2 separate regions of the Homo sapiens genome follow, and region 1 is linked to region 2. A link is a contact called in ENCODE Hi-C or POLR2A ChIA-PET data. All regions are on one chromosome and are shown on one strand. Each heading gives the region's core, a stretch centred on a gene start or an enhancer-like site at or near the end of the contact. The rest is flanking DNA. Distances are from core to core; before and after follow the strand shown. Region 1 overlaps LOC107984012 (a long non-coding RNA gene). Region 2 has its middle 37 kb from the start of EGR2.

Region 1 (3,438 bases), core at 562-3,061, 63 kb after region 2:
CCTGGAATTCTACTCTTCATCATTCCTACTGTCACTTCCACCATGAAGCCTTCCCTCCTCAGCTCAGCTAGGTCCTCCTCTAATCTGAATTTCTATAACCTTTCATTCCGTCTTTCTTGAGGAGCTTGTTACATTTCACTGCTTATTATCATTATTTGTGGGTCTGTCTTATCTCCCTGCCTAGTGTGAAAGATCGTGGATGGCCAAGACTCAGTAATTTCATATTCCATTCTCCACAAACATGGCAAATCACACAGATTAGGAGAGGCAGAAGTTGAATAAATGTTTATTAAGCAAGTGAATGAATGAAAACAAAACTGTGCGTTTGTCTCTTGAATATACCAGATCCTTCAAAAGACCATTCTGATACTCTTTGCTCTCTCTCTAGTAGGTGGCAGGGATAAGTTTCAATGCCCAGCTTCTAATAAAGTAGGAGAAGGGTGTAGCTAAGTTAAGCCTAGATGCTAGGCTTGCCAAAAAATGGTGTTCTAGAGTTAAATGGAGTGCCTCCTACTCTTATGCATGGGGAGGTTGCACTATTTCCCAATCCAAAGACCCTTTAGGGTATGGGTTTCAATTCGAAGAGATGGTAATTCTCTTCGAACACCAACCCAGCTTGCCTCAACCTCACAACTCAGCTCTAACTGCAAAACAGTGCCCTCCCCATCTGTAAGTGGAAAAGGAAGTCTCTGTCTATTTTTACAGAGATGAGGGGGAGGCCGAAGGAAGAATTTCATTTAATTTCTATTTCTTCTCTTGGCCTCTAACTTTCTGGCCAGGGGTTTCTATTTCAAAAACTCTGTATTATGTAAACACAGAAGGGCCCTTCTCAAAAACAGAAGCAACTTCTACTAATTTCCAGTCTCCTTTCTGGCACTCTCAGGAGTCCTGCTAAGCATCTTGATCCCAGGCAAATTTTTCCTTGGCTACAAAACACTTGTGATGGCCAACCCTGGGTCAACAGCTTCATTTGGCTCTGTGTCCCCAAGATTTTTGCAGTACTCTTCAGTTGAAAGCTTTCCTAAGAAAGAGGATGTTGTCCATGACTTCTCTGTTAGGCCAGCTCACACAGAGCCAAACATGTTTCCATTGAACAAAGCCTACCACAGCCAAGAATAACTCTTTAAAATGCCCTTTCTAACCCATTCCACAATTACACAAATAATTCAGGCAAAAGTGAATTGTGAACTACACATTCCATATCTTGATGCTGTGTAGACTACGTAGCCTGAACTCATTCTAAACAGGTAGACTACCTGCCTCCCCTATTAAGGAGATACAGCAGAAGGTAGACAAACACACAGGTGCAAGCTCCAATGGGGACTGTGTCATTTTTTAAATGGTCCAACAAAAACATGCCATTGAGATTGCTACCAAAGCTGGACAGCCTTCATAGCTCTGTATCAAAGAGGGCTGGGCCCATGCCCTGGAGATCTGAGATCTAAGATTAGCGAGCTCACCTTGATGCAGTGATGAATCAGATGAAATTATAAGAAAACAAGAATTATTTTTATTTTCCCTGCCTTTGTGCCACATACTAGTACCCTCAGGGAGAGAATTTCTGGAACCGGGATGCTAATAATGTAGATGAAGTGCATAGACGGTTTGGAACTATTCTGGATTCCTAGTCTTCTAGTCTACCAAGGATGGTAGCAGATGGCACAGGACCCAATCTGTTTCCAAACGTTACATTTGTGAGTAGAAACAGGCACTTTGGCCAGATTCCAGTTGGTACATTCAACAAAGAATAACATAAGCCTCAGATTTCCCATTGGTAAAACAAAGGAGGTTGGGTGAGCTATTCTCTAAAGTCCCTCCCAGCTCTAATATTTTATGATTCTCAGTGGTAAAAATTCAGGGATTTGGAATGACCAGTCTCATTCTCCCATTAAGCTCTGGGTGAATCAAAGGCCAGCATCACATTGCATCATCTCATGTACAGTAATATGTGAATGACATTACACAATGCCAGCTTTTATTAATGGGAACACTCTTCCAGCAATAATGCAATACCCTTGAGCTCATTCTGGCCTTCTTTGTTAGTACCCAACCCAGCTGCATTGTCAGGAGATACAAAATATTACATAGACGTTGGAAGTAGGAGCAGTAGAAGAGGGCAGACACATCAGCAAATGACACAACTAACAGCCTGTAGTCCTGTTCATGCTCACAGTGGATGCTTAGTGAATGCTTGGTGACTAACAGTGAGTAATGCAGAAACACTAGTGGATCTATTAACTGACTAGAGTCAACACCTTTGCACTTTGCTATTTTCCTAGGGGCCAAGTCTCGGCCAGAATGGAAGGGAGGGAATTCAAATTTAAGAGCACTTTTAGAGTTCCCATAGGTTGAGAACTCTCATATATTGGTGTTCCAACTCCTAAGTATATGGATGGGTTCTCCTTCATTAAGCAGATACTCCATTCCTAAGAGGTTTGGCACAGACAAATTTTGAGTCTATTTTACATGCTTTACTCCTGGCATGGGCTTCTGTCTTAAGTCCTTGTTGGCTCTTTAATGCTGCAGGCACTAGAATGGGAACCAGAAATCCTCAAGTATCTCACCACGTCTCTTACCTTGAGGAGTCCAAGAAGCTCTCCTTGAGTCCCTCGCTTGGAATTCCCCTGGCCCTCTGTAGACACCAACCCTGGCAAACAGCACCAACTTATAGCTCTGGAAGGAGAGAAGGAATAGGCAACAGGCTTAATGTAATCTTCTTTCAAGACACAAATGTCCCACCTCCTATGACTTCAAGAAAGAGTTGAGTTCAGCATTGTCCTTTGATGGTTCCACTACACCATTTGTTTCTGGAAAACACTGATATCCAACAGCCACCCTATGCATGCTACCTTTCTCACATCAAGACAATTCCTCTCCAGCCCCATTTTCACAAGACCCTTCTCTGAACTGTTTTACTGGAATCTACACACTATTATTTACTGGGAGCATACATCATTCCTTCTTTTTGGTCCCTGAGTGCCAGAGTGCAGGGTCAGGTTAAGAGCCTGGTTGGTCCCATGGGACAGAACAAAACCAACTGGCCACACAGAGACCAAGTTTTGAGAGAAATAAACTTTAGTAATAAGACACTTGCTAAATGGAAGAGAAGAATGTTAGGCTGGAATGAATTTTCTGTTCGTTTGGCCCCACTGTCTCTGCAAATCATATCAGATTCATAATGTCAGAGGAAGAGCTAGTTAACGTTTTATAAAGTGTGACACCCAGCACAGTTCCTTCCTCTGAGGTTCTGACTGATTTCTCTCTGTGCTCATTCCCCTTTTGTGGATGTTCCTCTCCTCTTGTCAACTCAGGTTTCACTGTTTTCCCTTTAACCACATTGAACAGGCTGATATCCCCTCATGCTGTAAAGGTGTGAGTTGTACTTGGCCTTGGACGAGCTTGGAGGACTTTTTCTTTTCAGGGAACTTAAAGGTGACA
Region 2 (3,621 bases), core at 845-3,344:
TCCTCCTTTCTTAAGAAGTCCTCACTAAGAGGTTGCTATTCCAGGCAGAGATACACAAACACCAGGTCTCTGACCTACAGAAGCTCCCCCTCTAGCAGATACAAATAACTCTATGACAGGGCAACAGATGCCAGGAAAGAGATGGGTGCAGAGTGCCTGGGAAGCACAGAGGACAAGAACATGAATTCTACCCAAGGAAGGCGCATCGACAAGTGCTTCCCATAGGAGGTGCTGTTTGAACTGTGTTTTAAAGTTAGGAGGCAGAGTTTGCCAGGCAGAAAAGAAATCAAAGCCACTTGATTTAAGTGGCTTATGCAGAAAGAAACCATTGAAATTGAGCTTTCTGTAGAGTGAGTCCATGGAGGATTGAAACAACTGGTCAACAAGGAAAGAAGTCAGCCAGAATGATTATTTGACCTTGGACAGATCAAAAAGGAAAATTGTTGGACTGACTTTTTTTTTTTTTTGCATATGTTGACAGATGGAGTCAAGTAGAATGGAAAAGTGATTTGGATAATGCAGTCAAACTCCAAATGATTCTTTTGGTCCTACCAACAGAACAATCAAGTTGTGAGATCTGTCTCCTGCCTTGTGTTTCCTATATGACATGTCTTCAGGAAGACAGTGGCCAGAGGATGGGCTCCAGGAACATGAGGTCTTCGGGTCTAGACACCAGTTGCTGAGTCCAGGAATGTTAGGGGTACCAGAACCTCATCACTTTCTCTATGAAACATATTCCAAGACCCAGGAGGAAGGGACCCTGAGTACATGAATTGTTTCTCCAAATAGGCAGAGAGCTCAAGAGAGAAGAGGTTGTCATTTAGTCTGATTATTTAGGGGATCATAGCAATTGAAAGGCAGAAATGACCTCAAATGCCATTCTAATCTGAGTTTTCATTTTACTCAGAGGAACCTGAGTCCCAGACACTTGCATGAGGTCCCATGAAGTCAGTGACAGAGATGAGACTAGAACAAAGTTATTTTCAGTTCTGAGGCACAGCTCTATTCAAGAAACTTCGCTTTACATTCTACCTCATGACTTTACTGCTATTCCTTTTTTTTTTTTTTTTTTTTTTTTGAGACAGAGTCTAGCTCTGTCACCCAGGCGCTGCAGTGCAGTGACACGATCTTGGCTCACTGCAACCTCCATCTCCTGGGTTCAAGTGCTTCTCCTGCCTCAGCCTCCTGAGTAGCTGGGATTACAGGTGTCCACCACTGTGCCCGGCAAATTTTTGTATTTTTAGTAGAGATGGGGTTTTGCCGTGTTGGCCAGGTTGGTCTCAAACTCCTGACCTCAGGTGATCCACCTGCCTTGGCCTCCCAAAATGCTGGGATTACAGGCGTGAGACACCGCACCCGGCCTGATATTCCATTTTCATGAGGAAAAGGAAGCAAGTGGGAATGAATTAAGATGAAACACCAGTATGTAGAGATGATATTCCAGTGAAGTCAGGATTTAAGGTGAAAACTCTGCCTGGTCAGGTTGATTCTTGGCAATATCTCAACTAGACACCATGCTGGAGACCAGCAGGGGCCCCCTCTCTGAGACAAATGCAACCAGCTTTCCTATCCAGTGTTGGGAAAATGCACTGCTTCTTTAGTTGAGCACAAAGTATTTGGCTTATACCTAGGGGCTGTGCTGGATAAAAAACACATATCTCATAAAATCACACCCAGGGTGGGTTGACTTCAGCTCTTGCAGGATTGAAAGCAGCAACCTCAGTTCCTCTGACCACACAGGAACCACAGTGCCCTCCTGCCCCTCTAGACAGTTCCACATTTTGCCTCAGTCAAATTTCACCTTTGCAAGATTTCCTGCAGAACCTCCCTAGAGTCAGTCTTTCCCCTCTCTGTGGCCTCATTACCCATAGTTTTAGATTCTGTTTCTAGTACTTCATCAAAGTATTTTAAAATATTTCCACATAATCAGAGCACTTAGAGTCATGTATATTTCCTTCTTTTTTGTCAAATATAGATCTTTATATTTTACAGCTTTATTGAGGTATAATTGACCAAAAAACTGTATAAATTTAAGCTGTGCATGTGACGTTTTGATGTACGTTGTGAAACAGTCACCACAATCAAGCTAATTAACACATCCGTCACTTCACATAGTCATCCTTGTGTGTGTTTGTGGAGAACACTTAAGATCGGTTCACTTAGCAAATTTCAAGTCTATAATACAGCGTTATTAACTATAGTCACCCTGCTGTACATTTGATCTTCAGAACTTTTCAGAGTCCTTTGTATTTCTAAAGCAGCCTTTGAATTTGGGAACGGAATAGAAACAGCATTGGACAGTAGTCAGAAGACTTGGATTCGAATGTGTATGGTTAGGGCCCAGATAAGAAACAGATGACATATTCAATGGAAACTAGTAAGTAAAAAGGGACTATGTAGCAAGGCATGAGCCAGGTTCAGCAGGCTGGAGTTAGCAACAACGGAAGCCTGGTCACTCCTGGGGTGAAAGGAACCACAGGATGGAGCTGCGGCTTTGGGTCGAAAAATGCAACCGCTACTGAATCACATCCCAGAAGGGAAGCTGTTGATGGAGTAAATACCCCAGCCTTGCCCTCTACTCATCCTCCAATCTCTTGCCTTTGCCTCCCACCCAGAAGGCTAGAGAACCTGATCCATGTAGTTTACAGAGCTGGCTGGCAAAGGGAGCCAGGCCAATAAAGATGATCCAGCACAGGCTGCAGCTGAATCACTTCAGACAAACCTCTCCACTCTCTGATCCTCAGGATTTGTATTAGTAAAAACAAGTGGGTTGATCATCAGGAAGTGTCTCTGCTGCCTTCCTGCCTAACGTCCAATGACGCTATGACTGTAGGTAAAATAATGCACACATATTGATTTTTTAGATTTCCAGGGGCAGATATTCTCAATAAACCAGGACATAACTGCTGCTGTTAAAATGCTTCTTGAAACAGAATATGTGGAAATAGAAAGTCATGTCTTTATAACATAATTCAATGCTTAATACATTTCTGAGAAAAACAAGCTAGTCATTATTCTTTACTTTAAAAAAAAGTTACTTTTTTCAGCCTTGTTTATGCAACATCCCAATGTATGTCTTGAAAAATTATTCAATTCTTTTTTTTTTTTTTTTTTTTTTTGATGGAGTCTCGCTCTGTCGCCAGGCTGGAGTGCAGTAGCACAATCTCGGCTCACTGCAAGCTCCACCTCCCGGGTTCAAGCAATTCTCCTGCCTCAGCCTCCTGAGTAGCTGGGACTACAGGGGCACACCACCACACCCAGTTAATTTTTGTAGTTTTAGTAGAGATTGGGTTTCACCATGTTGCCCAGGATGAGCTCAATCTCTTGACCACATGATCTGCCCACCTCAGCCTCCCATAGTGCTGGGATTACAGGCGTGAACCACCTTGCCTAGCCTATTCAATTCTTTTTTATGCCTAGGCCTTTGTTTAGACCCTTGGTCTCGAAATGACCTAGTCATCTTATCTAACCTATGTGGGGCTTCTTTTAATCATTTGTAATTTGAAAAAAGACAAAAGTCACCTGTCAAAGCATTCTTTGGTGCTGTGTGGGTCGGGAGGCACCCATTTCCAAATTCAGTAAGCAGGAACCCTCAAAGGTGGTGGAACTCTAAGAGGAATC

The links. Hi-C counts contacts between places; a loop is a spot of excess contacts on that map. ChIA-PET counts read pairs that join two places held with the same protein, here RNA polymerase II (POLR2A). Pooled maps may share reads with other maps.
Region 1: a map with no recorded cell type shows a loop between it and region 2 (3-fold over the local background). The contact joins two enhancer-like sites. A Hi-C loop is called at or near these places in 5 of 37 single-sample maps with no recorded cell type and 7 of 50 pooled maps. POLR2A ChIA-PET finds 5 or more read pairs at or near these places in 4 of 52 experiments (GM10248, GM12878, PC-9 and 1 more).

What each region holds. Positions count from the first base shown.
Region 1 is chr10:62,914,385-62,917,822 of GRCh38, forward strand. LOC107984012 (a long non-coding RNA gene) reads right to left here. Exons shown (of 5, transcript XR_001747465.2): 3 at 2,577-2,673. Among named protein-coding and RNA genes, the nearest start is that of EGR2, 100 kb to the left of the region's middle. Within about 2 kb of position 1,812, at least 3 of the 41 ENCODE cell types and tissues checked have a DNase peak (open chromatin) inside an H3K27ac peak, as active enhancers do.
Region 2 is chr10:62,851,422-62,855,042 of GRCh38, forward strand. No RefSeq gene overlaps it. Among named protein-coding and RNA genes, the nearest start is that of EGR2, 37 kb to the left of the region's middle. Within about 2 kb of position 2,095, at least 4 of the 41 ENCODE cell types and tissues checked have a DNase peak (open chromatin) inside an H3K27ac peak, as active enhancers do.